Regions from separate parts of the Homo sapiens genome. Here region 1 is linked to region 2. A link is an interaction called in ENCODE POLR2A ChIA-PET data of the cell type or tissue named here. Cell type or tissue: Panc1. All regions are shown on one strand. Each heading gives the region's core, and the rest is flanking DNA. Links, peaks and the distances in the headings are about the cores only.

Evidence for each region. Peaks named below come from ENCODE experiments on the same cell type or tissue, not always from the same donor. Only the 100,000 strongest peaks of a DNase experiment are listed, where the experiment ranks them.
Region 1: POLR2A ChIA-PET joins it to region 2 with 6 read pairs; 3 of 35 experiments call an interaction of 5 or more read pairs at or near these places.

Annotation. Positions count from the first base shown.
Region 1 is chr12:76,067,264-76,078,044 of GRCh38, reverse strand. It overlaps NAP1L1 (nucleosome assembly protein 1 like 1), which reads left to right. Exons shown (of 15, transcript NM_004537.7): 2 at 3,806-3,842; 3 at 9,051-9,136; 4 at 10,572-10,674. The coding sequence starts at 3,826. Among named protein-coding and RNA genes, the nearest start is that of NAP1L1, 12 kb to the left of the region's middle. In Panc1, for the core only: no CTCF peak of the experiment used is centred there; no DNase peak of the experiment used is centred there; H3K27ac peaks cover 1,157 bases.
Region 2 is chr12:76,275,171-76,291,634 of GRCh38, reverse strand. The region is part of intron 1 of LNCOG (lncRNA osteogenesis associated); the gene reads right to left. Among named protein-coding and RNA genes, the nearest start is that of LNCOG, 24 kb to the right of the region's middle. In Panc1, for the core only: no CTCF peak of the experiment used is centred there; no DNase peak of the experiment used is centred there.

The sequences.
Region 1 (10,781 bases), core at 6,782-10,781, 210 kb after region 2:
AAATGTTTTTGTTAAAAAACATCTGTACTTTTAATTCTTTTCCTTTTTTTTTTTTTTTTTTTTTGAGACAGGGTCTTGCTCTTACCCAAGCTGGAGTGCAGCGGTGTGATCTCGGCTCACTGCAGCCTCCTCCTCTGGGTTCAAGCAATTCTCCTGCCTCAGCCTCCTGAGTAGCTGGGACTACAGGTGTGTGCAACCACGCCCGGCTAATTTTTTGTATTTTAGTAGAGACTGGGTTTCACCATTTTGCCCAGGCTGGTCTCTAACTCCTAAGCTCAGGCAATTCGCCTGCCTTGGACTTTCAAAGTGCTAGGATTACAGGCGTGAGCCACTGCGTCCGGCCATATTTTTCATTGGTAGAATTGATCTGCATAATCTAGTTTGTCGCTTTCAGGAATGAAAGTTTTTCACAGAGATCTTGGAATGCAATTTAATGTATAACAAATAAGATTCTCACTGATTTTATTTAATGTCAACTGCAGTAAAATATTAATACAGGTATTAACCTAAACTTGTGTTTCTCAATGTGGTCTACCTGAGAACCACCTCTCAGAAGCTGAGTTTCTTGTTTAGAATGCAGATTTTTGGGTCCCACTTCCTCAGATGTTTTTCTGCTTTATATAGATGATGAAATAGAGCCAGAAGTTGTTTGTCTTAGTTTGTAGATTGCTACAAAGTTGATGTCAGCCCAAATGATCTGACTACAACTGACTAGAAAATTAGGTCTATCTTACAACCAAGAAATACAATGTAGCCAGAATGGGCAGGTTAGAGCAGCCTTCTCTGGAGGAGTAAATGCCTCCTGTTAATGTTCTGTAAATGTTCTGTCTTGGATCCTCTTTACTAAAGTTTCATTTTAAGAATTTAAACTGTAAATGTAATGCTGCAAATGGACATTGAGGTTAGCAGTGTAGCCATTCTGTGAACACATTAAAATGTTACAAAAATTTAAATTTGGAAGTTTTAGGTTTTGTTTCTGTTTTTGACAATTGCTGGGTTTAGTAGACACTATATATTAAACCTAGCAAATCTCAGAATAAATTTGTGTATTGGAAATTATTATATAAATCTGTGTGTTGGAAAACCAAATGCAGTCATGCACCACATAAATACTTAGCCATTATATTAAAGTTGCCTATGGTATTCAATACAGTCACATGCTGTATAGGTGTGTAGCCTGGGAGCAATAGTCTATATCATAGCCTAGGTGCGTAGTAGGCTATACCATCTAGGTTTGTGTAAGTATACTCTGATGTTTGAACAACAATACAATCACCCAGAGACACATTTCTCAGAACATATAATCCACACATGACTGTAATGGTGAATGGGAAATTAGTTCTCATTACCCCCAGTCCCTTCTTTCTCATTAGGTTACTCTGGTTAGGTTTTTGGTGTTTGTTTTCAGAAAGGGTTTATTTGTATTAAAGTATGTGCGTATATGAGTGGAGATATATATATATATATATATATATATATATATATATATATATATTTCCATATCCAAAGGGGATTTCGGCATACATCCTATACCTTGCTTTAGTGTTCCTTCATATCAACTCAGATCTGTTTCATTTGTGACTGCAAAGCATTCCATTTTTGCATATTCCATTATAGTACTAAGTTTATAATAAGCTTTGTGTGCTACCCCAAAGAAGACAACGCTATGATTGTCAAGATCAGATTTAATTCCTGTAATCATGAATTTTGTCAGTTGGGAGAGACAGACCATAGGTCAAACTAATTTATAATTACAGACTGAGACATCTTATGGTGGAAAGAAAAGAAAGCTTTATAGGAGTGTGTGTACAACCAAGAAATCTTACTTAACCGGAATGTGCAGGTTGGAGAAAGCATCTCTGGGGAGTGAAACTTTGAAATGAGAGCCAAAGGATGTGCAGGACTTGTTCAGAGCTGTGGAAGAACCTTCTAGGTGAACATGGAAAGCAAAGGCATTAGATTCTTTATAATTTTTTCATGGTAGAGCTCATAAGTGAATAAATCTGGAGATGGACATATTTTGTTTTTTTAATTTTTATGTTTTTAAGAGACAGTGTCTCATTGTGTTGCCAAGGCTTGTCTTGAACTCCTGGCCTCAAGCGGTCCTTCTGCTTCGGCCTCCCAAAGTGCTGGGATTGCAGGTGTGAGCCATGGTGCCTGGCTGAGATGGACATGTTTAAGGCTTTTGATATTCCTATTGTCAGGTTGCTCTCCAGAAAAGATACGGGAACACTAGCTGGAAATAAGGATGCATGTGCACTACAGGTTTCCCTGTATTAAAAAGAAGTTATTGATGATGTGGTAGACAAACTGGAATCCTACTTGGATTTCTTTGATGTCAGAGTTCAGTATTTTTCTTATTTTTGATTAATATTCATAATTGCTAAACACTTTGTAAATGCTGACTCATTACCCAGCATCACTAGAAAAATTCATCAGTACTATTAGGAATTATTTATAACAAATACAAAATATTTACAGAGTTAGATACATTAGGAAGAATAATTTTCTTTATAATTACTCTAAAGGATAGATACTAGGTCAGTAATAATGTTTCCCCCAAATATTAGCACTTAACTGCTAAAATCAGGATGTTTTCCATTTTTAACTCTTTGTTCATAGGCATAATACGTTGCTATGAAAGTAAACACATGCAGGATTTTGTGAATTAAATATGTATTAAGATTTTAATTTTTACCAGATAACTTGATTCTATTTATTCATAATTTTTTTAGAGACAGGGTCTTGCTGTATTTCCCAGGCAGGCCTTGAACTCCTGTGCTCAAAAGATCTTCCTGTCTCTTGGGCAGCTGGGATTACAGGCTCTTGGGCAGCTGGGATTACAGGCTCGTGCCACTGTGCCTGGCTAAGATAAACTTGATTTTAACATGGATTCTATCTAAACTTGGTTTAGTTTTTTTTGGTAATCTGTAGATTACCTGTGGCATTCTACCATTTTTTTCTGCCTGGATATAACACATCTGCTTTAAGATTTGTTTTTCCAAAAGCAGTATTCTCCAGGTTCATACTAATCTTTTAGTGAGAAGGAACTTAGGATATCCTCTGGTGAGTCTTAACAGTAAACTTACTCAGGTCTGGTAACCACAAGTCTTGACAATGTCCCTAGCATATCTAGGGGAAGCTGGAGGTTGGTGGTTGTCAGTTATCTAACATGAGGTACATGTACATTTGGAGAGATAGGGAAGGCTTACCTAACATTAAGATTGGGACCTAGAGCTTTTGAAATAGTCTAAATGGCTATTTGATCCAGGGATTAAGTCTTTTAAAAAGATATCCAGAGGGCATAGTGAGTACAGTAGGCATCAGATTTTGGTTTTCTTAAACATGAATTACATAAAATGAATATTGCTAAATACGAAATGGATAAATGGATTTAAGATGCTACGTAGTCTAAAAATTTAAGCAGAAATTGACCTTTCTTGATTGTTGAAAGAATTTGAATGAAGATCCTTTTGTACTGTTCCTTTCCTATGATTCTAGCAAATGTTAGTTTTGTTTTTAACCAATGGTGCTATTATCATAGTCTTTATACAACAGATTCTAAAAGCTTAGTGGTAACTTTTTTGTTTTAAGTAATATCCTCTGAAAAATTATTTTTGGTACTAGTAAGGAAGAATTTGCATGTTCCATGAGTTTTTTCTTCTTAACACTGATAGTATTTTAAAGGAAATAGACATTTCTTGGGATAGTTTTCAGTATGGTATTGATTTAAAGGGTTTTGGTTTCTTATTTTTTTTTAATAAATCATATACTTTTTTTTTAACATTGATGTTTCTCTCCATAGATATTTGGAGTTCTTACAACATGGCAGACATTGACAAGTAAGTGGCAGAGAGTTGGTTCTTTTTCAGAGATTTGGCATCACTTTGTACTCTGTTCTTAACAGCAAGTAGTATGAATTATATATTATGAAAATGTAGTTACTAATGCTTAGTACCTACTTTTACAAAAGTCTAGTGCAGTGTATTCAAGGTAAAATATAGAATATATGATCATTAGCATATTTATGATCATATATTCGAAACCATCGTATATACTAAACCATTTGTCACTATTTTTAAGAAAATGCTGAGCATGATAATGGATTATAAATACTTGCAGAATTCATTTTTATTGTATATATTTCCCAAAGATTTACTGCTTGCATTGTAATGTACCAAACACCCAAAATGTGTATAAAATGTATTTATATATAGAGCTTAAGGAATATTCAGACAAGTTAAAAATAGAACATTACTATCAGAAGCCTTGTGTGCCCCTTCTCAATTGCACCTTTCCCTTGCAGACATGTAAGTGCTATCCTGGCTTTTGCTAATTCTTTTCTTTGCTTTCCTTCAGAGCTTTACCACCTATAAATAATCAGTGTTTAATTTTGAAAATCTGAATAGTGATCACAAAGTTAGCTATGTAAAGCAACATTGCCACTTTGCCACTGTTAATTGAAGGCTATAAGATAGGATAACAAGGAAGAAAGACTATCTGGGTCATAGTCTGGCCTCAAGTTTTGTGAGGCTTTATAAAAGACTTATTGTGGAGAAGTATTGGGCAAGGTCATGTGTCCTGGGAAGTATAGGTTTAATCAAGTTGGCATGTGGCAGGATTCTAATGTGGATGGATGTTTTATAGAAACAGGGTCAGGAAGAATGGGATGAGGTACACAGTGTTTGTTGCGTGTAATTTTACAGTAGCCCGTGTTAAAATAGAGCACTTGGGAGTGAGGGGATGCTAAATTATTTTCCATAGCTGTTGTAGGCATCAGCGAATGATAGTGGGAGGGCTGGAAACTTCAGTACAAGATCAACACATAGAAGTACAAATAAGAATTTGGGCCACTCTTACGCATTTTATCTTCAGCATTAAAAAAAAACAGATGAGTGACTTATGCATTCTGTCTTCAGCATTAAAAAAAACGAGAAGAGTGGAAACGGCATTTTTAATAATAATGGTTCCCAAAGTGATTGTCTCCTGTGTCACACCTCTAATTTGGATTGCTTAACCTTGGTGACATGGCTGTCATTGGATCTATTTTACTATCTTCCTGAGGTTTCACCTTGTTTCTCCTCTTGGGTTTGTTGTTTGCCATATCTCACATTGCTTTCTCGGTTTGTTAGTACCTTCTTGGAAGAGTACAAGGGAGCTAAATTATTTTAAGACATGTCATGACTGAAAACGACTATTCTACCTTTATGCCGGATAGTTTGGGTGTAGGATAGTAAGATGGGATCATTTTTCTTCAGAATTTTGAAGGCATTGCTCCATTGTCACCTTGCTTCCAGTGTTGCTGTGTTGAAGTTCAGAGTCATTGTAACTAACCATTTGTGTGTGATAATTAAGAAATATGTACATTTACACTATATATACATTTCTGGAAGCTACTCTGGCTTCAGAGTTCTGAAATTTTCACATTATTATTTTTTTCTCTTAATGTTACATATTCAGTGGTGGACCCTTTCAGTGCAGCAATTCAGTGGCTTTTAGTTCAGGGATATTCTTGATTGAACTTTGTGATTGTCTCATTTGTTTTCTCTTTCTGGAGCTACTATTAGATGTTGTGTGTTGGATTGCTCTCATGACCTTTTGTCCTATTTTCCATCTCTGTCTCTTTGCTCTTCTTTCTGGACAGAACTGAAGACTTTCAGCTTGTGTTGAGTTTTAAAATTTCTGTTGTTTTAGTTTCCAAGACCTGCTTCGTTCTTCCTGTTTTTTTGTTTTTTTTTTTTTTTAAATAGCATCCTCTTCTTGTTTCATTGATGATAATGTCTTTTCTCTGGATGTTTCTTCCATCTTTATAGTCCATTTGCTCTTACATTTTCTTTCTCTCATTTGTTTTGGTCTCAATCTAGGATGCTTTCCTCAAATATAAATCAATACTTGGTTGGCTGCTCATTAAGATTGGATTGGGTGGGGTGTAGGGACACTTCAGACATGTTTAAAAAAGAAAATTGATTGGAAAATTTGAGCGTTGGAGTGGGGAGGCTTGTTAATTTGGGATTTCAGTGTAGGGTCACCAGAGTGGGCATTTGTTAGAAACCCCAGTGTTAGAATGGTCATTTTTTTTTTTTTCTGGGCTAGTCAGATTCATCGTTGAACAGTGTCTGGGTAAAGATCTGGCTTCTGGTGTTCCTTTAAATGTAGAGGAGGCTCTACATTTAGCATTCTAATGTGTACATAGTCCTATATCTTTGATACTGTTGACTGTGTCTGTTGTCTTCCAGTCCAAGTTCTGAATTTTACCCTTTCCTGAGAGGAAACTGAATATTTCTGCTAGTGTAGAGAAGATCTAATGATTTAACTGCTTATCAGTTTTTACTTTCTTGTTTTAGCGACCTTCTCTCCTGTCCCACCCCTTGCCCTAGTTCTAGAAATGTACCTGGTGCTACCAGTTCTTATCCTTTTGAAGACTGATTGGGCTGCTTCTCAGCTTTCCCCACTGCTAATCTTAGATTTCAGTTCTCTCAATGAAATTATCACTTGTCTGGTTTCCAGCTTCCAAAATGTTGCTGCCCTTGTTTTCTTTGATTTCAGTGTTAGCCTGCTAACAAAACAAAACAAAAAAACCCTTTATCATAATTTTAGTGGAGATTTTAGAAGGATTAAGATCAGATGAGTTTGTGGCATCTGCCATCTTAACTTTGCAACTCTCATTTTAAACTTTAAAAAGAGTAAATTGGTTGTGACAGCTTGATTTCCCCCTTCCTTATTATTTAATTTTGGATGCCTGTTAGCCCTGGGAGGGTGGAAGTCAGAGGGGAGTCTTGTGCTTGAAAACCAGAGTCAGTAAACCTTTCTCTGTAAAAGGCTTGGTGGTAAACATTTTCAGCATTTTGGGCCACATACGATTCTCTAACTGCAGTTGGCCCTCTGTGTCTGTGGGTTCAGCATCCATGAGTTTGCATCTATGAATTCAACCAACTGCAGATGGAAAATATTAGGGTAAAAAACAATAAAATATAACAGCACAATAATAAATACAAATAAGCAATAGAACATAACAACTATTGTTTGTTTGTTTTGTTTTTAATAGAGAATTCTTACTGTGTTAATCAGGCTGGTCTTGAACTCCTGGCCTCCAGTGATCCTCTTGCCTTGGCTTCCGGAATGTTGGGATTGTAGGCATGAGCCACTTTGTCTGGCCCAGCATAATACAACTATTTACATAACGTTTATATGGTATATAGTATTATTATAAGTAATCTAGAGGTGATTTAAAGTATGCAGGAGGATGTGCATAGGTTAGTTGTAATTACTGTGCCATTTTATATAAGGGACTTGAACATCCCAGGATTTTGGTAGGGAGGTTTCCTGGAACCAGTCCACCATAGACTCTGAGGGATGACTGTACTCAACTCTGCTGATGTAGTGTGAAAGCAGACAATACATAAATGTAGTGCATCTGTGTTCCAATAAAATTTTATTTACAATAATAGGGTGGGCTGGATTTGGCCACATGGGCATAGTTTGTGGACAGCTGTTTTAAAGCCTTTGGATATAGATGTTCAATTGATTAAAGACACGAGAGGAGGAGATGCTCCAGTTATCTGTAACCAGTGACCGTTAAGTGTGTACACTTATCAAACACTTAAAGTTTATACTAAATCAAAGTTCTTCCAGAAATAGGCTGGGCGTGGTGGCTTATGCCTGTAATCCCAGGATTTTGGAAGGCGGACGTGGGAGGATCACCTGAGGCCAGGAGTTTGAGACCAGCCCAGCCTGTCTCTACTAAAAATACAGAAATTAGCCAGGTGCAGTGGCGCACTCCTGTAGTCCCAGCTATTCAGGAGGCTGAGGCACGAGAATTGCTTGAGCTTGGGGGGCAGAGGTTGCAGTGAGCTGAGATTGTGCCATTGCACTCCAGGCAGCCTGGGTGACAGAGCAAGACACTGTCTCCCAAAAAAAAAAAAGCTTTCAGAAATTGTATGTATCATTTCTGAAGACTGAATTATGCTGGCAGAGTACAGTTGATTTTTTTCTGTACTTGCATGAAAATTAAGTCATTATTTGTCCCTGTGGAAAATTAATTTTTCAAATGCTGTTTAGACACAAAAGCAACTACATTTCTAATCCAAATGTTAAAATAAAAAATTTACACAGGAATTATACAATGATGTTTTACATTGACTTAGGAATCCTTATTTTCCTTTCTAATGCTAGATGTAATCTCATGTTCAATAATTAGATTTTTGGTGATTTTTTTTTTTTAAGATGAAATGGGAAGGATGCTATCTTATTAATTTTTAACCTTCTCTTTGAATGGTGCTATCATCTTGGCTTTGTTCTAAACAAGAGCTAGACTCAGAAGTCTTCACTTTATTCTTTCTCACCTCCACTGTGAAGTAAAGAAAAGGAAACTCCAAAGATAGTATAGGCTAGTATTGTTGCTCCACAGCCATAAGGGATCCAGGACTCTTCTGTTTTCCTAACTCCTTTTTCTTTAGCTGGTGGCTTTCATTCTCTAGGATGCCTCCTGGTCCAGTGTGGCTGCTGGAGCTTGAGCCATCACATTCATATTCTAAGTGGGAGGGGGAGAGGGATTAAGATAAAGGCTTCCCAGCTATCTACCATCCTGTTAAGGATACTTCCTCAAAGAAATACAGCATTTCTGCTTTTTTATCTTGCTGTCAAAATAGTGTAGCTAAAGGTAGGCTAGGAAATGTAGACTTTTAGCTTGGTGTGTTGCCATCTCATATAAAATGAGAATGTTGTTACTAAGAAGGAAAAGTAAAATCAGTAGATATTCGGTTGAATGCACGTACTTGTTGACATCACATTCCCCAAAAACCTGCAAAACCAATTTTATAAAGCTTCAAAAGTATAAACTTTACATTTGACCAGATGCTTTTAATGAAAGTGTAAGCACTTCCAGTGTGTACTTGTTTACATATGAAGTTAGAAAACGGAATTACCTTTTGAATTTCCTATTTCATGTCTTTGAAAGAGATACTAATTTTGAAAATGAATTTTAAGTTTTTCTGTAACTTTTTTTGGTAATTGGTACATTTGAACCTTGGTGTGATACTATGATATTATAGCAAAGAACAGTCTGAACTTGATCAAGATTTGGATGATGTTGAAGAAGTAGAAGAAGAGGAAACTGGTGAAGAAACAAAACTCAAAGGTATTACTTTAAATTACTTCAGGAGCCAGTGATTGCTGGCACATGTCTACTAGAGGGTAGTTATAAGTACCAGTCTATTTTTTTGGACCCTTGCTCATTGTCCCATTTATCTACTGGTCCATACTTCTAGTGTGTGTGTGTGTGTGTGTGTGTGTGTGTGTGTGTGTGTGTGTAAGGGGCGGGTAGGTATAGATACAGCAACTCAATTAGAAGTCATTGTTTGCATCCTGCACTGTTGGAGTGACTTGGTGTACTTGTGTCAAACAGCTGCCCATGAGTTTTGTCTGAATTTAGAAATGTTACAGGTTGTGATGTGGTGCTTATAACAGTATGTTTAGTGTTTAATATATGGAGAACATGTAGTGTGTGTCTTTTTAAAGATCCACTCCTTCAAGCAGAAGAGCCATTTATTAAATGTAGGTAATATTCACAATTTATTTTAGCAGATATTTTTAAAAGGAGTGGTGGTGGGGGATTGTACTACTTAGGGTATGTCTTGTAGATCTGCGCCAAGAATATTAAGGTACCAGATGACTCAGCTTTTCATTTTTAAGCCGGATGGAAGTTAATTGTGAAAAGACTTCAGAACTTGTATTAATAGCTTCAGCTTTTGTTTAGTAACATTTTCTTAACAGATACAGAACTGTATCCTCAGTGACCAATATTGATATTTAAAAATCTGTATTGGTTATCCTGGCTGTGTGTACATCATCTAGTAATTGAATTATTATCAGAAGTAAATTGACCTCAAAAAAAGTAATTGGGAAAATTAAGTTTATGGCACTTTGTGTAATAACTGTATTGATGATGAAGAGAAGGTTAGTACTGTAATTTGTTTTGTATAAGTCTAGTGCATATTTGGATTGAGTATGTTTTTAAAAAGCCATTGAAAACCACATTTTGTTTGGCTTTAGTTACAGTCTTTGACTGTCCCAACTATTAACTTTATTAACTTTATTCATACACATAGAAATACATTACACAAGCATCAAACATAAACATTCAGATCACTCACTTCATCTTTCTCCTGGGCCTAAAACTGTCAGTATATTTGCAGTTTTCTGATATGTGTTGTCTGCATTCAGAGGACTGTCAAGAGTCATAGATAGGCATCTGAATGAAGCTTTGAGCTTCTTAAAATGCAAGGTGGGTGAAACACAGGATACCAGGAAGAGAAAGGATATTGTTCATATAGTTGTGGCAGTGGCCTTGAGAACTGTCTTGACTAGAGATAGATTAGGAATCTGAATTATTCCTGAACATTGGGTTTTCCTTTAGTGTATTCTCTTTAGCTTTCCCTGCCCGTCTCTACTCATTAGATATACCAGCAATTTATGGGCCAGTTAGGAAAACTTCATGAGATTGGATTGTCCTATTAAAAAAGCATAATACATTTTCATAAAATCCTTCTTTCGATGCCCTTTTTTTTTTAAAGCACGTCAGCTAACTGTTCAGATGATGCAAAATCCTCAGATTCTTGCAGCCCTTCAAGAAAGACTTGATGGTCTGGTAGAAACACCAACAGGATACATTGAAAGGTACAGCTTTTCCATAGTCCTTATTTATCTTTCTATAATCAACGTTGCAGGCGTATCTATTTTTAAGACCATCTAGGATTTAGATATGCAATAGTGGAAACCTATTG
Region 2 (16,464 bases), core at 6,277-10,276:
AAACAAAAAACAAACCAAAAGAAAAAACAAAAAACCAAAGTGGCTCTCCAGCCAGCACGTAAAAATGTGTAAAGACAAAGGAAGATTATATTGACACATGGAGAGAAAAGAAACCAACCCATTCCCTTTATTAGAAGGCTGGGATCTCTAAGAAGCAGATTACAAAATAAGTCCAGCAACCAAGCACACAGGGGAGGTCCCTCCATAAATGGTGGGTGAGGAGACATGGAGGGTAAAGATCAGCCATGTGAATGGGATAAGTATTCAGATAACATTTTGGGGTTCAAGCAATTTTGGCTTCTACAAAAACATTGACTTGATCTTTGTTGCATGCTACTTGCAAATGTTGTTTTCTTTTCCAGAAAACTCTTTGGTAATGGTGTCTATTCTGCAATTCACATACTTTCTGAAATTCTAGGAAAAGGGGAATAAGTCAACAGCAGCCATATTCCAGGAATTTAATGGCAGGGGAATTGTTGAAACCAGTGCCCAGAAATAAGAGTAACATCTGTTTGTTACTCCTTTCAGGTCTGATCTTAAGACGTTCCTGTTGCATCTATCTTCCACAGTTACATCCTCAGACTTTTGACATCCCCTACTTGGCTATTCTGGGTGTCATTTTGCTAACCTCTTCAGTCATGCCAGTCTCAAGTTTATCTCTAACCTGTCCACTTGATTCTTCTGGTCCCTCCACTGATGTTCATCTGTCTCAATCCTGCATTAAGAGCTCACATCATCACCATTAGTAACACAGCAGAGTGGATAATTCCCACCTCCATATTTTTATTCATTTTTTTGAGACAGTCTTGCTCTGTTGCTCTACAGGCTGGAGTGCAGTGGTGCGATCTTGGCTCACTGCAACCTCCACTTCCTGGGTTCAAGCAATTCTCATGCCTCAGCCTCCTGAGTAGCTGGGACTACAGGTGTGCACCACCACGCCTGGCTAATTTTTTTGTATTTTTAGTAGAGATGGAGTTTCACTATGTTGGTCAGGCTGGTCTTGAACTCCTGTCCACAAGTGATCCACCCTCTTTGGCCTCCCAAAGTGCTGGGATTACAAGTCTAAACCACTGTGCCCGGCCATATTTTTATTCATTTATTCACTCATTCATTCATTCAATAAGCATTGAGTACCTCCTATAGCTCAGGAAATATGCTAGATCCTGGGGCTTGAGAGATAAATGAGACACAGATTCTGTCCTTTTTAGAGCTCATAGTCTAGTTCATGGGTGGGAATAGATGTGCTAAGAAGTAATGGGCACATAGTGTATTATATGTCCCCAATCTGCACATAGTATAATATATTCCCCAATAGAGCCATGCAAATGGCATAATATAAACAGAATAGGGGGTAAAGAACTCTGCTGGAGGAAGGCACAGAGAGGACTTCCCAGAGGAGGTAACATTTGATGTGTCGTAAAGAAGGTTTCCATTCAAAGGAAGGGATAAGGGCATTTCACACAGAAGGAATGGGAAGACAACGGTTTCAAAGGAGTATGGCATGTTCAGGAGATGGCAATCAGTTTGACAAGGCAAAGGAGGCTGTTTTGTGCTTAATCATGCATGGTTTTAAAGCTAGACTGTATGAAAGTACCCAGTGTGCATTTCGACGAGCTATTAAACTTATGTGCCTCAGTTTTCCTATATGTAAAATGTGGATAAATACAGCTTCTATCCCATAGGATCGTTTTGAAATTTTAACGTGTTAACACACCTAAACACTCAAAAACAAAGCTTTATATGTTGTAACTGCACAGAAAAATGTTTGGTGTCATTTACTTATTGCCATCATCGTTGTCATCATCATCATCCCTGCTTTGCCTCTTTTTATCCTTACATTTAACTAGTCACTAAGTTGTCTCTGTTCTACTCAATATTTCTCAAATCCATATCCTTATTACTATCCCCATTCCTATTGCCTTAATTTAAGCTCTTATCCTCTAATACTTAGTCTTGCTGCCTCCGATGATTTCTCTAGCAGTTGAATTCGTACACATTCCATCAAGCCTTGGAGGAAGGAAACCAATGGAGATGAGATTAGAAAAGTAATCAGGGACTAGATAATCAAGAGTCTGCTATGGCACCATAAGAGGTTTTGACTTTATTCTGTAGCTTATGAAGAGCCATTAAATATTTTAAGCAGAGAAGTGGCAATAGGATTTGCACTGTATAAAGACAATGTGGAAATTTAGAGATGTACTCTACAGGTGTCTTTGGAAGATTGGCTGGTGAGGAGAGGAGAGGGAGGGGAAGGAAGGAATCAAGAAGACGCTTAGGGTTTGGGGCTTGAGAAACTTGGTGGATCAGGTACCATCTTCTGAGATGACTGGAGTATGGAGTTTGGGAGAGGGTGTGGCTGGAAATGAAACTAGAGAGGAAAGAATGACTTAAATCACAAAACACTTTGGGCTTTATCCCCTGAGTCCAGAAGTAAGGGCGAAGAAATGGACACTTTTTTTTCTCGGGAAAAAAAGATAGGAAAAAGTAGAGCATTCATTCTCTTCTGTTGGCTTCTCTTCTTTGCATCCTATGATAAAGTCCTTCTCTTAGCCAATCCTTAAATGCCCTCATTTGCCCTTTCAGGTTATTTAAAATGTAATTATCATTAAAGAACCAGAGAAAGTCTATCTCTTCTCAACATTGATGGAGTCTGACTACCCCAGCCCACACTAAATCTCTTTTCTGATTGCTTATTGTATTAAATATTCTGATGCTCAGTTTAGTGCTTAATAGGTCTCTAATTACTTCCTGTCATAGCTTTATCTTCCTAACTACATTGAATTGCTACCTTTAAAGGCAAAATAAATTACTGAATCCTCCAAAAGGTATACAGTAGAAACTCTATACTACCTTATGGGTTCAGAGAGGGTTAGACGGAACCTTAAGACTAACTTGTCTAGTGGTGTTCAACCTAGAATTTCACATTCCAATATGGTTATAATAGTGTCCGCATGCTGTTTTTCTTAGTTTAAGCCTCTAATAGCTGTTGCATATTTTCTTATATAAAGTCTGTGCAAGCTTCTTTGGGCAATAGTTATATTAATCCAGTTTAGTAACACTGGGGATCACATAAGAAATGAATCAGTTACTTAACAACTTCTGGTTGATTAAAAAAAATTCTTTCAAAAGATAGCAAGTATGAGAAAGGATAAAAGCATTCCTTGGTGGTAACATCACTAATCATCAAGGATATACAAATCAAAACCACAGTGCAATATCATTTCACACCTGTTTAAAATGGCTATTATCAAAAAGATGAGGCAATTTTTGGCAAGAGTGTGGAGAAAAGGAGACCTTTGTACATGGTTGGTGGGAATGTAAATTAGTATAATCAATATGGAAAACAGAACAGAGGCTCCTCAAAGCTAAAAATAGAAATACCATATATCCAGCAATCTATCTATGGGTGCATAACCAAAGGAAATGAAATTACCACCCCCATGTTTATGCATTATAATTATGCAGCATAATTTATTGCAGCATAATTCACAATATCCAAGATCTAGAAACAATAACCAAGATATGGAAACAACCTAAGTGTCCATTGATGAATGAATAGATAAAGAATTTATGGTACATGTCTACAATGGAATATGATTCAGCCTTAAAAAAGAGAGATCTTGCCATTTGTGACATGGTTGAACCTAGAGGACGTTATGCTAAGTGAAATAAGCCAGACATGGAAAGAAGAGTACTATATGATCTCATTTATGTGCAATCTAAAAAGAAAAACAAAGCTCAAATGCATAGAAACAGAATAGAACAGGGGTGGGGAGATGAAGAGACAGAAGTCAAAGGGTAAAAAGTTAGTTATGTAGGATGAAGAAATCTGGAGATCTAGTGTATAACATAACTATCCTATAGTTAATAGAATTGTATTTTATACTGAAAATTCACTGAAAGTAGACCTTATGTACTTTTGCCACCCACACTAAAAAAGTAACTATGTGAGATGATGAATATGCTAATTTGCTTCTTGACTGTAGTGACCATTTCATTATGTATGTTTGTCAAGACATCATGTTGTACACCTTAAATATATACTATTTTTTTTTTTAAATTACTTGGTGGTAGAAATTAGCAAACACTAATCTAGGCCAGCTCTCTTATTTTAGTGGTGTGCAAACTGAGACAGAAGGCCCTAGCTGAGGAACTAGCCCAAGGTCATAACCTACTCAATAGCTGGCACAGGGCTGGAAAGCAGACCCTCACACTCTAGCTCGGTGCTGGTCTACCGAGAGTTTCCCATTTCTACTGGGAATTGCTATTGACACATGCAGGGCAGAGGAAAAGGAAACTAATAATTGTTGAAGGCTTAATATTTACAAGTCACTGTATGGATGCTTTATTATGTATTATCTCCTTTCTCCTCTGCACACACACGCACACACATGTGTGCACACACACCCACACAAAACCCTATGAAGTGGCTCTTAATTTCCTTTCTTTCTCTCTCCTTCTTCCTCTTTTTCTTCTTTCCTCCTCCATCCCTCCCTCCCTCCCTTCCTTCCCTTTCTTTCTTTCTACAAAACTGAGACCATCAAGGATTAAGAAATGCTGCCCAAGTCAGCCAAGTCTAAAGTGTCTCTCCAAATCTAGAATATTTCAGGATATTTACATGGCTCTCAGGTGCACACCTTCCTGTTTTTGAGAAAAGTTCATGGGATGGGAACCTTGAAAGGTCCTGGGAAAAATATGGTGGCCTAGTGCTCAAGAGAGTACTAGAGAAAATGGTAAAAGTCCCAGGTAAACCAGAAAATTCTTCAAACCCAGTTCTTTTCAGATTTTGTATCTGGCCTGAACCACATTATCTGCCTCCCTCTACTCTCCAGTTCTCTGTCTCTACTGGCACAGCCCAGCCCCTCTCTCCTCCCCTAACCTTCTGAGATCTCCACTAAGGGACAGTCTAAGCAATGGAAATAGGCAACTTTGCCCTTTATCTCTAGGTCCTTCCTCTATCCTGACACGGCTATCTAGTTGCAAATCCAGATATCAAGTTGAACTTCAAGTTTACAATGTGTCAATCTTCAACTAGCTCCTCTTCCACTATTTCCCATTTCTGCAATGGCATTATGATCTCCCCAGTCAGCGAGGCTTGACCCTCAGAAATCTCTCTTGTCTCACATCGTTGCAGGTCTAAGCCCTGTAGGAGCCACTCCCTAATTTCCTTCACAGTCTTTCCTACCATCCACAGCCACCACCAATTCTCCATCACAGACTTCATAGCCCCTCACCTGGATTACTGCGATGACCTCTTGCTTTCCTGTCCCATCTCAATCACTCTCTCATTCTATCCATCCCATTTCCATATCTTGCCAGGTTAATTTTTTTGAAAGCTCAGCCCTGATCATGTCATATGACTCCTTAAAAACTGCCAGTGTTTTCCTGTCACTACCAAGGTAAATACAAAGCTTGACTCATGTTCAAGCCTCACCCAATTTCATTTCTCATCTCCAGTATCCCTATAGCATCTTCTATGGATGACAACAGTAAACTGCTTCTATACCATTATTTCCCCCGACTCTTCCATCTCAAAGCTTTTCCATCTCCATGGAGCAGTTGATACTACCGTTCCCTTTTCCTGGGATGCCTCCACATTCAAGACAAGGGATGAAAGGAAGGATGATAGGAAAATTATTATAGGACTTTTCATAATCATTTTAGTTTGTTATAGGCAAACACTGGTATATAAGGAATGACATTTTGACTGCTTGGGGGAGGTATTTTTAAAACATCTTTTGTAGTGTATGTACAAAAATGAAGCTGCTGCTTATACTCAAGTGCTGGTCAACTTTCTGGTATTTTCTGCCTTTGTGAACCAAGACATTTCATGTATTTCCTACGCTTCCTTGGTGGAAAAAAAAAAACAAACCATAGTGTTCTAGAAAAGCATGAGAAAAAATAGCCTTTCCACCCAAACACAGGCTTTGTTACCAACCAGGCAGCTTGAGGTGTTGGGGACCCATCAAAGAGGAGGGTTGAGACTTTAGGTGGCAGGCCTGGGCAGAGAGTGGTGGGTGGGGCCCAAAGGCAGACTCTGCAGGGGCCTGGAATTTAACCTTGTGACCAGAGAAAGTGCTTGTGTTTGCATTTGCAACATGTGTTTATTGTAATCATTACAAAAGAATCCTGACTTTATGCCTGTGTTCTCTGCATGCTGTCCATAGACTATCTGTATCAGAATCAGCTGGAGAGCTTGTTTAAAGGCAGGTTACTGGGCCCCTGAGAATTCTATCAATCAGGACTGAGGCACTGGGACCCTGGCATTTCTGTTTCCAACAAGCCGCCCGCCTCTGAAACTTGGGAGCTCCTGTAGGCTGTGCTCTCCTCACAGGCAGAGACGCTATGGAGAGGTCTTGGGTCCAGGGCTGTTCGTCTACTTGTAACAAAACCACTGAAGCCCCCAGTTTCCACTTCCTACCCTTCCTGATAGCACATCTTCCCAGAACAATGACATATTTTTGTTCCCTACTAGTTACTGATTTTTAAACTCTTTTTTCTTTATTCTGTCTTCTATTTCTCCCACTTCCTACTCATTGAGACCATGGTTTTATTCAGTCAACCAGAGTCCTAAGTTTCCATTTTTAGGGAAATTTTGCAATTTGTCTCTCAAGTTGCTCTCCGAATCAGTCACAGTCTGGCCAAGATTGATCTCAGATGTACTCTACAACTCCAGTAATACTTTCCCTGTGAAATTTCAGAATTCTTTTTGCTCCAAATTTGAGATATACTTTCAGTCCTTTAATGTCCTCTGTGAAATGTGGTACCTTTATTTCAATAATTCCTTCCTTGGCTGAATGTGTAGACTTTCCTGTGTCTTCTTTCTTGGGAATAATAGAATCATGGAAGAACAGAACCAGTAGGCAGGTGACCGTAATTGTGTGTGGAACTACAGAAATATTTTTTTTTTTTGCAGAGCTCTTGTCTATATTAACAATTGGAGCCACTCCAAATCAGCATGTCAGCATCATTCTGGTGGACCAATCTCATGTGATCCTGTTAAAGAAACATCTGCTGGCCAAGCTGCCCTTCTGGCATACAGGCCAGGCAAGAGCGTTCCACATGCCCCCATAGGTATGAGTCTAGTCCAGGTTCGCTGTACCCCGTCCAGATGTCACTGCCAGCTCTGGCTGGCCCCAATCACCAGAGGTAAACTAAAAATTCAAGGAAGAAGTTCCAAATTCTAGGACCCTTTGAGTCAAGGCCCTGTTGGTCCAGCTCTAAGGGTGAGACTGCCAGTAGACCAACTATATATCAACACCACAACTTCCAGGTTGAGATCAGTTGGCTGTATCTAAAGACAGCTGAGGATGTTCATTTGTTTACCCTTTATGAGGTAGTGGTTGTTTTATATTATTTTGAAAGTTTTTACTTCTGATAATGAGAAAACTCCTATTCTAATACTAGGTACTATATGAATTATATCCCTTCTTCTCTCCCTCCCTTCCTCCCTCCCTTCCCTTCTTCCTCCCTTCCTCTTTTCCTTCCTTCCCTCCTTCTTTCCCTCCTTGTCCTGCCTGCCATGGTGAAATGCACAGCTGTACTATCTTGCCTGGCCTAACACAAACCATTACAAAGGGCCACAATTGAAGGCCCTGCTCACACACCCAAGTCCGAGCCCCAAAGTCACCAAAATCCTCTCTACAGGTATACAATATTTCTTTCAATCAAAATTCCACTGTTTTATTTGCTCAGTTAAATGCTGAGTGGACAATGAAATTGCTCAAGGACCAAATTATTTTCTGAGGAGTCAGGCCTCTTCTCATCTGAGTTCTTAACTGAGAAATAAAACAAAGGGTGACCGAAGGAGACATAAATATAATGATTGTTATTACCAGTAATAATAAAATCTGAGGCACGAATAGGGATTTGTAACTAAATTAGGCAGAGAGTCACAGCAGAGCCAATGACCAATTTCCTTCCAAGAGTAAAGTCGGTGAAGCTGAGGGGAACATGCCTGGTTTATTTTTTGTCAAGGTTGCCAATCTGGGTAATCGCCGTCCTCCTCATGCCCTTCTCACAGGCTGTGTGCAGGGCTACAAAGGGAGGGCCAAGAGTGATTAACCGGAAGCCATCCATTTGGAAGTAAACATAAATGAAAGAGTTATTTCTCCCGCAAAATTATTTTATGAACCAAATTGTTATTAGAAGTCCATAATTCTTTATCAAAATCAAAAGAGCTGTCAAAAAAAAATTTCTTATGAGTTTGCAAAAAAACACGTGGTGGCAAAATCTTACCTAAAATGATATGAGGTTACCTAAGACATTTACTTATCCCATCTAATTGAATATTTATATGCTTTGATACTAAAATATAAAAGTTTTGATTATGGGGTGTAGACACAGTTGGGTATGCTATTTTAAATGCAGTATGTGCACCACGTTACTGTTCTGAAATGTATACAATTCTGAGTCATGAAACGTAATGATGGAGTAGCATATGCATAGAATCATAGGTAAGAATGAAAAGGAGAAGGAGGAAAGAGAACATACATTCCTTCTTTATCCCCCATCAATCCTGAGAGGTAGATATTCTTCCCATTTAACAGTCAGAGAATGGTGGTCCAGGAAAGATGGACAAACTGAGGCCCAATAAAAGGCCAGGGTTAGGACTCAGGCCAAGGACTCAGTCAGTTTGGCTAACTTCCCTCCTTCCTGACCATGACCCCAGAAGTGTGTTGGTCAATGCCATCATGTTAGGATGAGGAAATTGGAGAGCAAAGAGTAGAGTATCTTGCCCTGGGACTAGAATCCTGGTGTGTTTCTGGCTACAATTTGCCTCCTCTGAAAATAAAATTTCATACCAATTCCTCCCCTTCCCCATGATACAAAAACAATGACTGAACAGAATGAAGGATTTCTAGATCCTTGCTTTCATGTATAGATTTCCTTTATAAAAATGCATTTAATGTGTGATTGTTCATTTGCATGTCCATTTTCCGACAATATTGGTCCTTAAAGCAGAGGACCAGGTCTTTCTTTTTTGTACCCCTCAGAGCTGAGCACAATTCTCAGCATGTAACAGGTGGTCCATCAGTAAACAGAACGAATAAATGAATGAATGAAAAGTTTGAGGTCTCTGTGTCTGCAGCGTTAATCCAGGCTGCCTGGGGTAACTCCTATCTCACCTCCACATTTTCCTGATCCTCCAGACCTTAGGGTACCCCCTACCCACAGACTCCCACCTACAGAACAGCAGGTACATTGCAACACAAACCCACCAAGGGACAAACATCAGAGAGGATATGAGAACCTGTTCCTATAAAGCATAGGTGGGTCTTACTGGAGTTCTCTGTTTATCAGGCCTCTCTAGGATCTTTACCTTTAGAAACAACTTAGAAAGCAAGAGAGAAAGAGAAGGTGGTAAAGAAAACAGGAGTCTTTAATTCTGGGTCAACTTTCACTTCTTGACACGCAGCAAGGTCTATTAGAAAATGCTACCACAGCAGGAGTTATTGTTTCCTAGGGTATCAGAGAAGAGAGAAACTGATTTAAAGCTGTATATAAGTACATAACATTTTATGTCAATTTTTTGAAATTAAAGTTTAAAAAAGTCAGGTGTTAATGGAACCCAGAGAGCAGGAGAACATTTTCCCTTATTTTTATTTTTTAGAAGGAATCTCGCTCTGTCACACAGGCTGGAGTGCAGTGATGTGATCTCGGCTCACTGCAACCTCTGACTCCTGGGTTCAAGCGATTCTCCTGCCTCAGCCTCCCAAGTAGCTGGGATTACACGTGTGTGCCACCACACCCAGCTAATTTTTGTATTTTTAGTAGAGACGAGGTTTCACCATGATGTCCAGGCTGGTCTTGAACTCCTGACCTCAGGTGATCCGCCTGCCTCGGCCTCCCAAAGTGCTGGGATTATAGACGTGAGCCACTACGCCTGACCAGGACTCGATTTCTTTAAGCTCCTTGTGTTCTCTGTGGCTGATCCATCACCTCTGTGGCATAAGTAAATGTGGGGAAGACTGCTACTTCTTCTAGCTGGTCAGAACCTTTATGGAGACATAGATTAAAAAAAAAAAAAAAACCTTTCCTGCAAGGCTGGATAGCCAGTTATTTTAATGATCTGAAATCACCTAAGATTAAAGTACTTTGAATTTGATTTTGATACATAGTGTTCTATAGAAAGCACAAGCAAAAATAAATAATTCATGAATTACGTAGTACATGTATGATTTACTTACAGCTCAGAACTCATGCTAACTCAGAGAACATCAAACACCCTACACCCTGGCCTGCCATTTAAAGCAGCATTTAGGGGGATGAAGGATAAGACAGAACACAGGAGATGCACTGTAACTTTATATATGGCAATAAAAAACTTACATATTTGCTGGGAAATAAATTGAACAATGATGAACATAAAAGGTGGCTTTGAGAAAACTAGAAGTATCAAGAGATTGACTCCTGATGCCATGAAATAAATCATAATTGAGCCTTTAACAACATGGGGATTCGGGGCACTGACCCCCTGAGCCCTTGAAAATCCACAGATAACTTGACTCCCCCAAAACTTGACTACTAATAGCCTACTGTTGACGGGAAGTCTTACTGATAACATAAACAACACACATTTTGTATGCTATAAGTAGTATATACTGAATTCTTACAATAAGATAAGCAAGAGAAAGAAAATATTATTTAAAAAATCAGAAAAAGGGAATATATTTACTATTTATTAAATGGAAGAAATCATCAGAAAGATCTTCATCCTTGTCTTCATGTTGAGCAGGCTAAGGAGGAGGAGGAGGAGGAGGAAGGAGTTGGTCTTGTTCCAGGAGTGGCAGAGGTGGCAGAAAATCTGCGTCTAAGTGGTCCCACACATTCAAACCCAAGTTGTTCCCGGGTCCACTGTATGTCTGTTATGTTACAGCCTTCTCGCTAGGCTTTTTCCTAATTAATTCTTCATAATATCTTGTGATTTTTTTCAGTCTTTTCTGAATATTCCTGTTTCCTAATAAAATTTTAACTATTAAAAAAAACCCCTAAAATCCCTACAATGATCAGGAGAGGAACATAATTTTGTAAGTTTCCAGTGTATTTACTAGATCATTGTTTTGCAAACATTTTGTTAAATAGCACAAATCTGTCTCCCCCTCACCAGCCATTGTCCCCCTCCTTTAGCCCACAGAGCCTCGGCTGGGAGGCTGTTTCAGGCATGACTCCTTCCTGCTGCTGTGTTACATTAATTGAGTTACCCTATGGGTGATCAAACAGTTGTAGAGGTGTAGGGGTGACATAGTATCTGCCTTGGTTAAACTGTATTTTCCTCACAAAAAAGTGATTATATCAATTAAATAGAGAAAAATAATGAAAAATTACCTTTAAATCCTTTATTAGTTTTATAAAATGCAATCCTTTGCACTCTGGGGACATCAAGGCTAACGAGCACCTTCCACCTGGCCCTAGCCCAGGGGAAAGTGCATGTGTCCTGAACCAGGGCAGGGATCAGATCCTTCATTAGTTATATATCCTCCATTAGTTTATTAGTATATTAGTTTAAATCCTTCATTAGTTTTATAAAATGCAATCCTCTGCACTCTAGGGACATCAAGGCAAATGAGCACCTTCCACCTGGCCCTAGCCCAGGGGAAAGTGCATGTGTCCTGAGCCCGGGCAGGAATCAGATGGGAGGCCTTGGCCACCTGAGGCTGGAATTGACCCTACAATTTCAGTTGAGGTGAATCCTCAATGACGAACAAGCTTGTAGTGAAAAGAGGTTCATTCCCACTAAGTTCTGCCTTTTCCATGAAGCCACCTCAGTTGTAAACACCATCTCACTAATGTCTTTGTCTTTGTTAAAGATAAACATCAACAGTAACACCTCATTCTGAGGGGGAATTGTCATGCATATAATGCCCTCCCTCCACCTCTGTATGGATGGAAATAATCACTCTTCCTGGAAAACCAGTCCTTAACAGAGGTTTTATCTCTTTCCTTCTCTTCAAATGTAACTAATTCTTGTGTGAAACTTCTAGTCAGTTTTGGCCTGCTATAACAAATTACTATGGACTGGGTGGCTTATACTCAATTTATTTCTCACAGTTTTGGAAGCTGGAAGTTCAAGATCAAAGTTCTGGCAGATGTGGGGTCTGATGAGGGTTCTCTTCCTGATTTGCAGATGGCCACCTTCTTGCTGTATCCTCACATGATGGAGACAGAGGTCATTTCTCTCATGTTGCTTATTGAGCACTGATCCCATTCATGAGGGATCCACGCTCATGATCTAATTATGTTCCAAAGGCTCTACCTCCAGATACCATCTCACTGGCGATTAGGGCTTCAATGTATGAATTTGGCGGGGGAGGGGGAAAACATTCAGTCCATAGCAGAATTTATTCCTAAGTTAAAAAAAAAATCAACCCCAGAAATTCTGAAAAGATGAAAGATACTCAGTAGGCTAAGACCATAGAGGTCTGTGAGATCAGGGCTGCCAGCTGTGGTGCAGCATTTGATAACACCAAAAATTAACTATCACACCTGCTGCATGACTAGCCATTGTTGCTCCAGTGACTCAATCATTCTAAGGCTTTGCAAGAGGCATGTTAACCTATGTAGGCAATCAGAGTGGCACTTAGGATGGCACATAAAGGAGACCTCCATCATATTAAATTGCCATATTCAAGCCTGTCTTTAAGGCATGATATCCACACAAAGCAGGTGTGATAGCCAACGTGGCAGGTACCAGGCTGCAGAACTCTTGATAAGATCATAAGACAAACTGACTCCATCGACCATAAAATAAATGGTTCTTTCCCCCGCTTCCCCTCCCTTGAGTTTTTGAGTTAGTCTATGTGATATTATTAGCATCTGTCTTACTCGCTCTTTTAAAACAAATACGACAGTCAGTTACTTTAGGAGAAAGAATAAGTCTTGCCAAACAGAGAGGAAAACTGGGCTCTCTGGAATGTGCAGGCCCCAATGGAATATGAAAAAGTGAAGTAGACCCCCAGTCATTGAAGGAATGCACATAGAGCTCCTCAAAGGGAAATCCTGCCACCCACTCTGTGTGGCATGGGCATTTGGGCATTTTGTATAGCATGAACATCTCCCACAGCCACACACACTACCATGCCAAGCCCAAGCAGCAACCTAGATTATGAGGCTTTTAGGGAGCTTGAACACACAAACAGATGACGTTCACCAATGGTCATGAACAGACTGGATGTTGTGCACCAGTTGTTTTGTGAGTTGGTTCATCTAAAACAGTAGCGTCAGTGGGGTAGGGTCTCCCTGAGATCAGCCCTCAGCATTTGCCACTACAGGGGTTGGAAGAGGGGTACAGGGATGGGAGGCTTGTCATGAAATCTGCTTTAGCTAAGATAAGACCCTCATCCAAGCCTCTCTCTCTGGAGCAAACTACCAGGATCAGGATCAGTCTCCTGCCATGACCTGAAGCGACCAGGGGGCAACTCACCTAAAACGGGACTGAGCCTACAGCGGAGCAGCCTGTGTGGTAGCTGAGAGTGGGTCAGAGAGAACCAGCTAACCAAGGTGTTTATTTCAAAATGCTGAAGTCCTCTGGTCTGCATGACAAGCACAGTACAGTGGACCGAGGGGATTCGGCATGGGCTGAAAGTGATCAGATGTGAGCTTGTACACAATGGCAAATAGGTTTTAATGGATACATTAAGCACCTCTGGCTCATAGATGCTCTCTTGGGGACGATCTGGAGGCTGTATCTGAGCCCAACAGGAAAGAGGACCATGATTAGTGGTCCTACGATTAGTGGGAATATCTTCCATGGACCAGGGATGGAAGTGTGGTGGCACATGTACCCTATACATACCATCTCTGAGCTACATACTGACATTAAAAGCTCTGTGTCTGGAAAAGTAAGTTGGAATCTAATCATGGAAAGCTTTAAATGTTAGACTGAAGAATTTGGCCTTTATTTTGTGGAATTTTGTGGTTTGTCTGGTCAGAACACTAGCTATAAAAATAAAGACAGGAAATGCCTTCAGCAGGATTCACACTCTGCACCTGCCGGAGGAGCTATGCAGCACCCTAGTGTCTTACGCTCAGTCGTGTCTCACATTTAAATCACCTGACGGTCTTCCAGTTTGCAAGCCTGCTGCAGGTATTAGAAAAACACTGATGAACTGAGTGTTGGAAAATGACATTATCAGAAGGTATTCTAGGCAGGGATGTGAAAGTTGGATTGAAGAAAGGAGAAAAAAGGGTAGAAGCTGCAATACTAGTTAAGAAGCATTGAAAATCTCCATTTAAGAGTCATACATACCTTGACTAGAACTGTGAAAATAGAAAAGAGGGAAAGAGCTAAGAGATGTTGCAGAAGTGAGCCATATTAGTTTAGCTTGGGTGTAGGGGAGAGAGAAGAGAGACTTCAAAAGTGATGTCAAAGTTTTAAACCTAAGGGACTGGGGAAAGACTGCTGGTCCTATGAACAGAAATAGGGAATTCAAATAAATGAACAAATTTAGACTGGCCTGTGGGGAGGTGGGGAGGAAGGAGATGAGTGGATGCATTTTAGAACCCAGTTATTTTTTGATGATGCCACTGTTACAGACAAACCCACTCACACACAGCCTTTCCCAGACAAAAGACATTGTGTCTTGTCCTATCTTTCCCAGACATCCAAGGGAGGACATCCAATTAGGACAGCTGGCTGGGTTAAAGGTTCAGTCTGTGGCCATGGACTAAAGCCAAATTAACTGGGATGGAATCTGTGCCCTTGACCAAAAGAGCAAAGGACTAACTGGTAATCAGTTTCGGCCATTTCTGCTGTAACATCTAATCAGATATTGGCTTCCTGTCCTCAGCCTTCTTGCCAGCTGGATGGTCACCTTGCCTTACTGCCTGTCCCAGCTATGGGTAGATGTCACACTGAACGTGTTCATCTTTCAGCTGTCTTCTCATCTCTCTCAGTCAAGGGTGAGAATGGATCAGGGAGTGGGAGAGTTTGGCTAGGTCAACAGAGAAGCGTGTGTAATGCCATGCCGGATGCCTGGTAGTGGTGCACTCTGCCTGTCCATCCAGTTTCTGAGTCCTGCTTTATGATGCCAGACTGGAGTTTGCAAATAGTAGTTCCTGCATATCCTCCACCTAATATTTTCTTGTAGATGCTTGATGCCAAGACCCTGTCTCACCTGTTGAGTCCTGGTTCTGTTATCATCAGTTAGCTTAGTAGCTTGATACAAACTTTATTATTTTTCATGATTCCATGGGTTGACTGGGCTCAGATGGATGTCTCACAGGACTCTTATGCAGCTGTGGATGGGTCTGGAACATCCAAGATGCTTCATTCCTATATCTGGCCCTTGGCAAAGAGAGCTGGAAGCTGTGCTCAGCTGGGCTGCTGATGACTGAGTCTCTTGCTCTCACTATGTAGTCTCATGGCCTCTCCTCTTCCATATGGCCTCCTCACAGGGTCTCCCTAGCAGGGTAGCTGAACATCTTACACGGCACCCAGGGATCTCCAAAGCACAAAAGCAGAAACTGTCATGGCTTCTGATGACTTAGGCCCCAGACAGGCACATCTCCGCCAATTCTGTGTTGTTCTGTTGGTTAAGTGGATCATAGAACCAGCCTCGATCGGGAGTTAGGAAAAGACTACGTAACCATGTGGATTTGGGGAGGCTCAATTCATTGCAGACACCAAATGTGTTACTACCTCACGCAGAATATAATCCTTTCAGGGATTCTGTGAACTGCACCCCACACCCTCTGACCTCAACTCCACCTTCCCTTCCTCCCTCCCCTCTCTCTGGCAATACTGACTTCTGCTTTCCTTTTGTGGGCTGGAAGAAGGCATTCAGGGAGGTGGTGCTGGGAACCTGAGTATTCCCCGACACATAGGAATCATTTAGGAAGACTAGTAATGTTAAGGGAATCTAAGAGAGGGAAGAATGTTTAAGAACACTGAGGATGTGGAAAACTTCCTGTTGTAGTTCTAATCCTGTTAGGGTTAGAACATAGAGTAACTACTGGGGTATTGTGTAAGGTCAGGCAAAACAGACAAGGAGGGGCCAGGTCATGAAGAAAATTACATTCCAACCTAAGGAATTTCAGTTTGGTTTCCTAGACATTGAAGGGTTATAAACAGGGAAAACTTGATCAGATTTGCATTTTAGAAAGAACACTCTGGCAGTTTGGGAAATACACTAGAAAGTGAAGAGATTAAGAAGGAGGTAGACCAGTTAGGACCAAACATTAAGCAAGACATGGTGAAGGTCTTAGCTCAGCATGCCCCACACCCCTAGGGTGTGTGAGTCTATGGGCAAATTTGGAGTCTGGTGGGGGAGGCATGTCTGTATAATCAATTTGATTTGAAATGTATTATAAAATTTATGAACCTATGAAAGGTGATTAACTGATAAAGATTTAGAAAATGGGTAGAGGGTACACATAGCCATTTTCTATCCAATCAGTGCATTGAAAAATTCTTCGTAATGTCCAGGCCCCATCAGCTCCTGTTCAGGTCTCGGAACTATCTCC